Regions from separate parts of the Mus musculus genome. Here region 1 is linked to region 2. The links are chromatin contacts, found by Hi-C or POLR2A ChIA-PET in ENCODE. All regions are on one chromosome and are shown on one strand. The core of a region is the stretch at or near the end of the contact, and the rest is flanking DNA. Distances in the headings are between cores, read along the strand shown.

The links. A loop is a pair of places that touch in the nucleus more often than their neighbours do. ChIA-PET counts read pairs that join two places held with the same protein, here RNA polymerase II (POLR2A).
Region 1: a loop to region 2 is called in a map of heart, with 8 times the contacts of the local background. The contact joins the promoter of Myo15b here to the enhancer-like site in region 2. A Hi-C loop is called at or near these places in 8 of 37 maps with a recorded cell type or tissue (Patski, gastrocnemius, heart and 1 more). POLR2A ChIA-PET finds 5 or more read pairs at or near these places in 3 of 5 experiments (Patski and embryonic stem cell).

Annotation. Positions count from the first base shown.
Region 1 is chr11:115,855,878-115,860,393 of GRCm38, reverse strand. It overlaps Myo15b (myosin XVB), which reads right to left and starts at 2,469. Exons shown (of 64, transcript NM_001384233.1): 1 at 1-2,469. The coding sequence starts at 1,988.
Region 2 is chr11:115,720,972-115,725,528 of GRCm38, reverse strand. Gm42096 (a long non-coding RNA gene) reads left to right here. Exons shown (of 2, transcript XR_880315.1): 2 at 2,558-2,873. It also overlaps the pseudogene Gm11703. Among named protein-coding and RNA genes, the nearest start is that of Gm42096, 3.7 kb to the left of the region's middle. Within about 2 kb of position 2,724, at least 2 of the 3 ENCODE cell types and tissues checked have a DNase peak (open chromatin) inside an H3K27ac peak, as active enhancers do; they include gastrocnemius and heart, where a contact is called at or near this core.

The DNA.
Region 1 (4,516 bases), core at 1,220-3,719, 140 kb before region 2:
GGGAGACTCCCGGTCTTAGCACCCAGAAAGGGTGGCATCTCTAGGTTCCTCTGGAGGCTCAACTCCAGGTCCCTTTCCAGCGCTGCCTCAGTGTCATCCTCTGGCTCCCACCGCTCCCTTGGTGACCTGCAGGGGCTATTCTGCCGCAGGCGAGTCTCCAGGGTGAGCTGAGGCAGCAGAGTATCAGCGCCAAGCTCAGGGTCTTCGCTGGGATTAGAGTCCTGTGCCCAGTGCACCCCAGTCTTAGCTTCCAGGGTCTCTGGCTCTGCTTGGCTCCGGTTCTCATTCGGTGGTGTCCCATTGCGGGCAGACGGGAAAAAGGAGGGAACCTGACAGGCCCTGGCCACCCCTTCTCCGTTAGCTTCTTGTTCCTCCCTATCCTCTGCAGCTCCAGCAGTGGGGGCGCCCGCGGATGTTCCCGAACTGCTGCTGCCCGACTCCTTCCTGGCTTTGTGGATGCGGGGAAAGACCACTGCGAATTTGGGATCTGGAGCTGGATCCTCGATGGCTGATGCATCATTAGAGACGGAGCTACTCAGAGCCTGCGGAGGGCTCGGACCACCGCCAGGGAGAGCTCGCGGCGTTCCCCGGAGCCCCACCAGGCGACAGGCCAGGCGCAAGGCCAACCAGCGCCGTGGCCCGGGCACCCTGCCCCGCGCCTCGAGCGCCCTCTCGCGGCCGCGCTCCTTACACTCCCGCGGGCTCGCGGCCCGCGCCTCTGTCCGACGTCGCTCTACCCGCAGTCGCAGCCAACGCAGGAAGCCCAGGGCCCGCGCCACGCGCTGCAGCCGCGCCTTGAGACCCACGCGGATGCCACCAGCGAACTGGGGAGACGCGCCGGCTGGGGGCCTCGGACGCAGCCTGCGCAGCACTACGAGCGCAGCCAGTGGCGTCCGGTCCCGGGGCCCTGGGTCCCCTGCACGCGATCGCTCTCTGGCTCCCGCGTCGCTCTCTCCCGCAACCACAAGCGCCTTTCTCGTCACCTCTCCGACCTGGAGGAGCTGAGCCCCGGGAGCCCCCGCTGTCTCAGGCTCGGTGCCCAGCAGCTCAGCCTTTGGCTGTGCCCCGACATCACTGGTGTCTACAATCGCGCTAGAGTCCTGGGGACTCTGAGAGCCTCTGGGGACGCTGGAGGCTGCAGCTTCCCTCCCCAGCTCTATCTCCTGGGACTCAGGGATGCCACTTGAGGTTCCTGGGATCTTCTGTGGGAGATGTCTGTGCCCAGCCCACCCGGGGCTCGAGTCTGTATCTGTCCGGGAATCGTCACTCGCTCTTTGAGGCCCCGTCCCCGACGACCCTTCCTTGCTCTGGAGCTCCAAGGCGTGTCCTTCGCTGCCTGGATGGTTGCTGCCAGGGCATTTGCCCTGTACCTGAGTTGAGCTGGGTCCTCTGATTGGAGCGCCTTCTGACCTGGGATCCGAAGGTTCCATTTTGGGTGGCCGCTCCGGGGCTCCACCGCCCTGGCTGCTGCTGTCCTGGGCCTCGCGGGCTTCACTGTCCAGACACGAGCTGCCACCATCCCCGCCCGACGTGTCCCCATCCCTGCCAGGAGTCTCTCCGTGACCTCGCCGAGTCAAAGGTCCCCGATCCTTTCCTCTCCTGCGGCGGCCGCGTTTGCCTGTCCTCACTTCTTCCCTGGGGATTCCCTGTTCCTCCGTGTGCTCCCCACAACTGTCCCCGGAGTCACGGCTCTCCGTGGGTCCGTGTCTCAGACGCTGCGAGCTGCTCTGCCTCTCCTGGGTCTCCTGTGATGTTCTGCAGCGGTGGTTCCCCTCTCCGGTGTGCTTCCTCTGGCCTCCAGCGGTCCCCTTGCCTCCAGTGGCCTCGTGCTCCGTAGCGGGCTTGTTCTTGCGGGCTTTGCTGCGGGCAGGCCTGCGGTCCGGGCTTGGGGCGCAGTCGGCGCTGGCGGACCCAGACTCCAGCTCGGCTGAGGCTGGTCTTCCAGGTCGAGGCCGGCGGTGGGGCGCTTTGCCCTTACTTCTGCCCATGACTGACTTCCCGATGTCCTGATCCTTTTGCCTTCTGATCTGATCTGACTGCCCATGGGTGCCCTGAGGCCTCGGTTGCTATAGATGCTTTCTGCTCCTGCAGGGTTATGGGCTCAATCTGTCCCCCTCCTGGAGTCTCCCCTCCTGGGCAGCATCATCAATAATGCAGGAGGCAGCGGGTCCTGACCCGGTTGGTCAACAATGGAGTGGAAGCGGAGGAAAGAGGAGACGCTGCCGCTGTGGACAAAGGCCATGGACAGGGCGACGACGCCATGACTCCTTGCCAGGCAGGTCAGCCTGGCACTAGGCCAGACTGAGGAGCCAGGCTCTACTTCAGCCTCACTACCGGCCTGCCAAGAGGGGCGGAATGAAGTTGTTTTACATGGGGGCTTCTCCAGGAGACAAGGGATTGTGGCTATGGGACTGGGCAGGGGACACTTGGGCGTTCTCTTCTTTTCCGTTGTGAAATATAACTTACTAAAAAGTGGATATGATACGAGTATATACCTTGAACTGTGCACACTTTTGGACTGAAACTAGACTCATGGGGGACAGGAATCAAATCCCAGACCTATAGAAGAGCAGCCAGTGTCCTCCAGCATTGCTCTGCTGGCTCTCCAGCCCCAAAGGAGTAGTACCGTTAGTTGTCAGGAGATCTTCCTGGATCTTTTCCCTACAAGGCTGAGGAGGGCCCTGTGGATTCCAGCCAAGTCCTCTGCTAACCGAGTTACATGCCTAGCCCTCCCCACTGCTTTTTCTTTTATCTTTAAAGATATATTTATTTATATGAGTACACTGTAGCTGTCTTCAGACACAACAGAAGAGGGCATTGGATTCCCTTCAGATGGTTGTGAGCCACCATGTGGTTGCTGGGAATTGAACTCAGGACCTCTGAAAGAGCAGCCAGTGCTCTTAACTGCTGAGCCATCTCTCCAGCCCCTCTCCCCCCACTGCTTTTTCAATTAGCAATAATCACGTCTTCGATAAACCTCATTGGCTACAATACTGCCACCCATCGAGAATACTGTGCAATGCTCTTTCATTCAAAAGGCTTGCCTACAAGGTATTTATTTATTTCATGTATGTGAGTACACTGTTGCTGTCTTTGGGCAGACCAGAAGAGGGCATCAGATCCCATTAGAGATGGTTGTGAGCCACCATGTGGTTGCTGGGAATTGAACTCAGGACCTCTGGAAGAGCAGTCAGTGCTCTTAACCACTGAGCCATCTCTCCAGCCCTTTTAATTAATTTCGGTACAGGGTTTTGTAGCCTTGGCTGTCCTGAAACTCTCTCTGTAGACCAAGCTACCCTTGAACTAAGAGATCTGCCTGCCTCTGCCTCCAAAGTGCTGGGATGAAAGGCCTCCCCACCCTGCCTGGCCCCGGGGTTTTGTAAAACACTTAGTTTCTCTCCTCTGTCTTTTCAGTTGTTCAGCATCATGACGAATTCATGCACTGTAGTCTAACTAGTTGCTATTGATAGATTTTTGTTTGTTTTGTTTTCAAGACAGGGTTTCACTGTACAGTTCTGGTTGTCTTGGAACTCACTGTGTAGACCAGTCTAGACCAGCTGGCTGCCTGCCTCTGCCTCCTAAGTGCTGGGATCTTGGTGGATTTTTAGTTGTATTTCTTTGTGTGTGTGTGCGCACCTGCTCGCACGCCTGCATGCACCTGCACACTGTGTACTCTCATACCACAGTCCTTGAGTGTGATCAGACAGCAGCCAGCTTACAGGAGTCAGTTCTTTCCTTCCAACCTGTGTGGCCTGGAGACTGAACCCAAGTGGTCAGGCTTGGTGGCAAGTGCCACTGAGCTAACTTGTAGGCCCTTTGGTGGATATTTATTTACCTTTATTTTAATTTTTATTTTTTGAGACAGGGTCTCTCTACATAGTACTGGCTGTCCTGGAACTCGCAATGTAGACCAGGCTAGCCTGAACTGCCTCCCAAGTGAGCCTGTGCTATCAAGCTCCTTCTGATGGTGTTTCTCTCTCTCTCTCTCTCTCTCTCTCTCTCTCTCTCTCTCTCTCTCTCTCTCTCTCTTTCACTGAAGTTTGTGGGCTGTGGTACTGGCACAGGCCTTTTACCCCAGCACTCAGAGGTAGAGGCAGGTGGATCTCTGAGTTCCCAGCAGGCTGGTCTGCAGAGCGAGTCCTAGGACAGCCAGAGCTAAACTGGGGGAGGGGGGTGTTCCTCAACCAAGTAGCCAGGTGTTCCTGCTACCAACTATGCCCTAATTGCTTGCACCCACCAGGTCATGTGCCTCTGTATTACTACAGAGGAGTTCTCATAAAGGCTTTTCAGGGGTGGCCTGTTGAGGGGAGGTTACCCCTCACTTGTGTTCTACTAGGAAATCCAATAAACCCACTCGTTCCCCCAGGGTGAACTCTGGCAGATAAGGTCTCAGTTTGTTCCTGGGACCTTAGGAGGAGGGACAGACAGACAGACGCTGCATAGTCACCCCTACTCCTGGAAAGTTAGCAACGCTTGGTGATTCAAATACTCTAAGAGGGAGTTCTCTGAACCTCTC
Region 2 (4,557 bases), core at 1,475-3,974:
CAACGGTTAAGCAGTTAAGAACCCTTGCTGCTCTTGCAGAAGATCTAGGTTTTGGTTCCAGAATTCACATGGCGCGGCTCACAACTGTCTGTAACTCCAGTCTGTCACTCCAGGGTTAAGAGCACTGACTGCTAAATACCTAATAAAAAATGGAAAAAAAAAAAAAAAAAAAAAAAAAAAAAGAGCACTGACTGCTCTTCCAGAGGTCCTGAGTTCAATTCCCAGCAACCACTTGGTGGCTCACAACCATCTGTAATGGGTTCTGATGCCCTCTTCTGGTGCGTCTGAAGACAGAGACAGTGTACTCACATATATAAAATAAATAAGAATCTTTAAAAATAAAAAATACTCGCCGGGCGTGGTGGCGTGTGCCTTTAATCCCAGCACTCGGGAGGCAGAGGCAGGCAGATTTCTGAGTTCGAGGCCAGCCTGGTCTACAAAGTGAGTTCCGGGACAGCCAGGACTATACAGAGAAACCCTGTCTCAAAAAACCAAAAAAATAAATAAATAAAATAAAAAAATTTAAAAAAATTAAAAATAGCCGGGCAGTGGTGACTGCACACCTTTAATCCCAGCACTTGGGAGGCAGAGGCAGGCGGATTTCTGAGTTCAAGGCCAGCCTGGTCTATAGAGTGAGTTCTAGGACATCCAGGGCTATACAGTGAAACCCTGTCTTGAAAAAAGCCAAAATAGGCAGCCATCTTCCAGTAACTCGCCAAAATGACGAACACAAAGGGAAAGAGGAGAGGCACCCGGTACATGTTCTCTAGGCCTTTTAGGAAACATGGCGTTGTTCCTTTGGCCACATACATGCGAATCTACAAGAAGGGTGATATTGTAGACATCAAGGGAATGGGTACTGTTCAAAAAGGAATGCCCCATAAGTGCTACCACGGCAAAACCGGAAGAGTCTACAATGTCACCCAGCATGCCGTGGGCATCATTGTCAACAAGCAGGTTAAGGGCAAAATTCTGGCCAAGAGGATCAATGTGCGGATTGAGCACATCAAGCACTCAAAGAGCAGAGACAACTTCCTGAAGCGGGTGAAGGAGAACGACCAGAAGAAAAAGGAAGCCAAAGAGAAGGGCACCTGGGTGCAGCTGAAGCGCCAGCCTGCGCCACCCAGAGAAGCACACTTTGTGAGGACTAACGGAAAAGAGCCTGAGCTGTTGGAGCCCATTCCATACGAATTCATGGCCTAATGTACGCAAAGAAATAAAATACCAGCACCAGGAAAAAAAAAAAAAAGAAAGAAAAAAGCCAAAATAAATAAAATAAAATAAAATAAAACAAAATATATACCCACACTAAAACCTGCTATAGTTAGTTCTCTCGTTAATGGTACTGTAGCCATAAGGATGGTTATAGACCGACGTAATGGATTTGATGTTCTAGTTGCTAATTCAAGCCTTTAGCCATATTTTATATACAGCACAGCCAATAAACCATGTCTGTTACCACAAAGTGATTGGTTTTCCTTATGTCACATCAGCTTCTGTAACCAAACAGCTCAGGCAGGCATGAGTCCCAATGAAAGCCTGATTCAGGTTGCTGGGCTTCTTCAAGGTCCTGACTGGCCATGTACTGTCATGACCTACGTGTCATAATAATGATGCTACTTTTTAAAAATTGAGCCCCCTCCCTTTTTTGTAGACAAGGGTCTGTTTATTCCAGGCTGTCCCTTAAACCAGTTACATCACCAGGGTCGGCCTTGAGCTTCCGATCCTCTTGTCTCCACCTCCTGAATACTAGGATTATAGACATGCCCCACTATGGTGAAGTTTATGTGGTACTGGGGATCAAAACCAGGCAATCATCCTATCCACTGAGCTGTTACAGTGAGAGGACACGAACAGATTTTTAAGAACTTATAATATGAACATCATATTATAATTTAAGAAGGTCATAATATGAATTATTTCAACAACTTATATTGGGTCATGGTGAGGCCCTAAATGAACATCATATGTATTATTTCATTTTGGCATAAAGCCTCCAGATACTGAAAATCCTTGCCAGAGAAAAGAATGCTAGTCATGGTGGTGTGGACCTTTGATCCCAGTTCTTGGGAGGTAGAAGCAGGAGGATGGGGAGTTCAAAGTCAACTCGGACTACATAGTGGGTTTGATGTCATGCTGAGACCTTGCCAGACAGCAACCATTTCCACCAAGAGAAACTACAAATTTGAATCCAGTTTGTACGTGTGTGTGTGTATGTGTGTGTGTGTGTACATATATACTTTTCTTAAAAGACTAAGAGAAGGAGGAGAATGATAGACAGACAGACAGACAGACATCTTGCCACTGTGGTTTCTAGAACCTGTAACGATTGAGAGCCTGCTCTGGGCCCTAAAGCCAGAAAGAGCAAACAAAGCTGTGTTTCATTCACTCCAGCAGGCAGAGGAGATACAGCCCTGGAGCTTATTAAATACGTGGGGGAAACATTAGTTCTGTTCTTTAGGAACCACAAAGTATTGAAACTGTGGAGAACCAGAGATTCCGAGGTGAGGAGGGTGAGAGGCGAGGGCCGTTCATCCTGTTTCTGTTTTGGTTCCAGGGAAGTCGCGTTTCCATTGCATGGCATGCAACTAGATATTTCCTCCGTCCTCCGTGGCTGGGACCTGGCACACACTGTTTCCTGGCAGTCGAAGAGCGGCAAGTCCCAGCAGCGAGGTCAAAACCATTTTTGGAGCCAAAGAGCAGCATTCCTTTACAGTTAGTTAGCTTTACAACCGCCAAGGCCGCTCCTGCCATCCTGGTCTAGAGCGACACCTACCGGCAACAAAGGGAACTGTCCCAATTGCCCAGACCTGTGAAGATTCCCTGTTCATATAGATTGTATCCCTCACTAATTACAATCTATTTGATGATGTCTTAGGGTTTCTATGGCTGCGTTGAAGTATCGTGATCCAAAGGCAGGTTGGGGAGGGAAGGGTTTATTTGGCTTACATTTCCACATTACAGTTCATCATCGAAGGAAGTCAAGACATGAATGAACTCAAGCAAGGCAGGAATCTGGAGGCAGGAGCTGAGGCAGAGGCCATGGGGGGACGACACGACTGTTTACTGGCTTGTCCCATGCTTTCTTATAGAAAGGACCACTAGCCCAGGGGTGGCACCTCAATGGCTGGCTTTCCCCCCATCAATCATGAATTGAGAAAATGCCCAGCTGGAAGTGGTGGTTCACACTCTAATCCCAGCTCTTGAGAGACAGAGGCAGGCAGATCTCTCTGAGTTCAAGACCAGCCTGGTCTACAGAGCAAGTTCCAAGACAGCTAAAATGACACAAAGAAACCTTGTCTTGAAAAAAAAAGTAAGTCAAAACAAAACAAAAAAGAAAAGAAAAGAGAGAAAGAGAAAGAAAGATGCTGTACAGGCCTGCTTACAGCTCAATCGGATGGAGAATTTTTTTGGTTTTTTTTTTCTTTTTTCTTTTTTTTTTTTTTGGTTTTACGAGACAGGGTTTCTCTGTGTAGCCCTGGGGCTGTCCTGGAACTCACTCTGTAGACCAGGCTGGCCTCGAACTCAGAAATCCACCTGCCTCTGCCTCCCAAGTGCTAGGATCAAAGGCGTGGGCCACCACCACCCGGCCGACATTTCTTTATTTACATTCTCTCCTCTCTAGGTTGTGTCAAACTGACATAAAACTGTCCAGCGCAGGGAGCATCTAGAAATTGTCCCTCTAGTGATACTGCAGGGGCTGGGACCACAGCTAACTGGAAGACTCTTACCATGCATGCCTTCAGACCTCAACGCTGACAAACAAAAACTGTATCGCCAGGTGTGGTTGCACATGGCTGTTGTCCCAGCACTGGGGAGGCTGTGTCAGGATGGTCATGAGTTTGTTGCTAACACTGGTTACCTAGTGAGAGTTTGTCTCAATAAAACAAACAAACAAACAAACAAAAAACAACCAGAAAAACTGATATGTGCTTTAAAGCATTTTTGGTTTTTTGTTTTGTTTTTTTTGAGACAGGGATTCTCTGTGTAGCCCTAGCTGTCCTGGAACTCACTCTGTAGACCCGAGTGGCCTTGAACTGACAGAGATACATCTGTTTCTGCCTCCCAAGTGCTAGGATTAATGGTGTGCACTATGACATCCACAAACTTACATAAATTCTCTTCCTTCCTTCCTCCTCTTTCTTTCTTTCTTTCTTTCTTTCTTTCTTTCTTTCTTTCTTTCTTTCTTTCTTTCTTTCTTTCTTTCAAGACAGGATTCCTCTGGGTACTTGCTGGACTCATTCTGTAGACCAGGTTGGCCTCAAACTCAGAGATCTGCCTGCCTCTGCCTCCTGAGTGCTGGGATCAAAGGGGTGCGCCACCCTACCTCACACCCGGCTAAAAAATTTTTTTATTACTTTATGTGTATGAGTGTTTTGTCTGCATGTATGTCTGTGCACCATGTGTGTGCAGAGCTCTCAGAACACAGAAGAGGGAGTCTGAACCCCTGATACTGTGGGTACAAACAGTTTTGAGTCACCATGTGGGTGCTGGGAATCAAACCCAGGTCCTCTGGAAGAGCAGCCTGTGCCATCCCCAAGGCATCTCTCCAGCCCA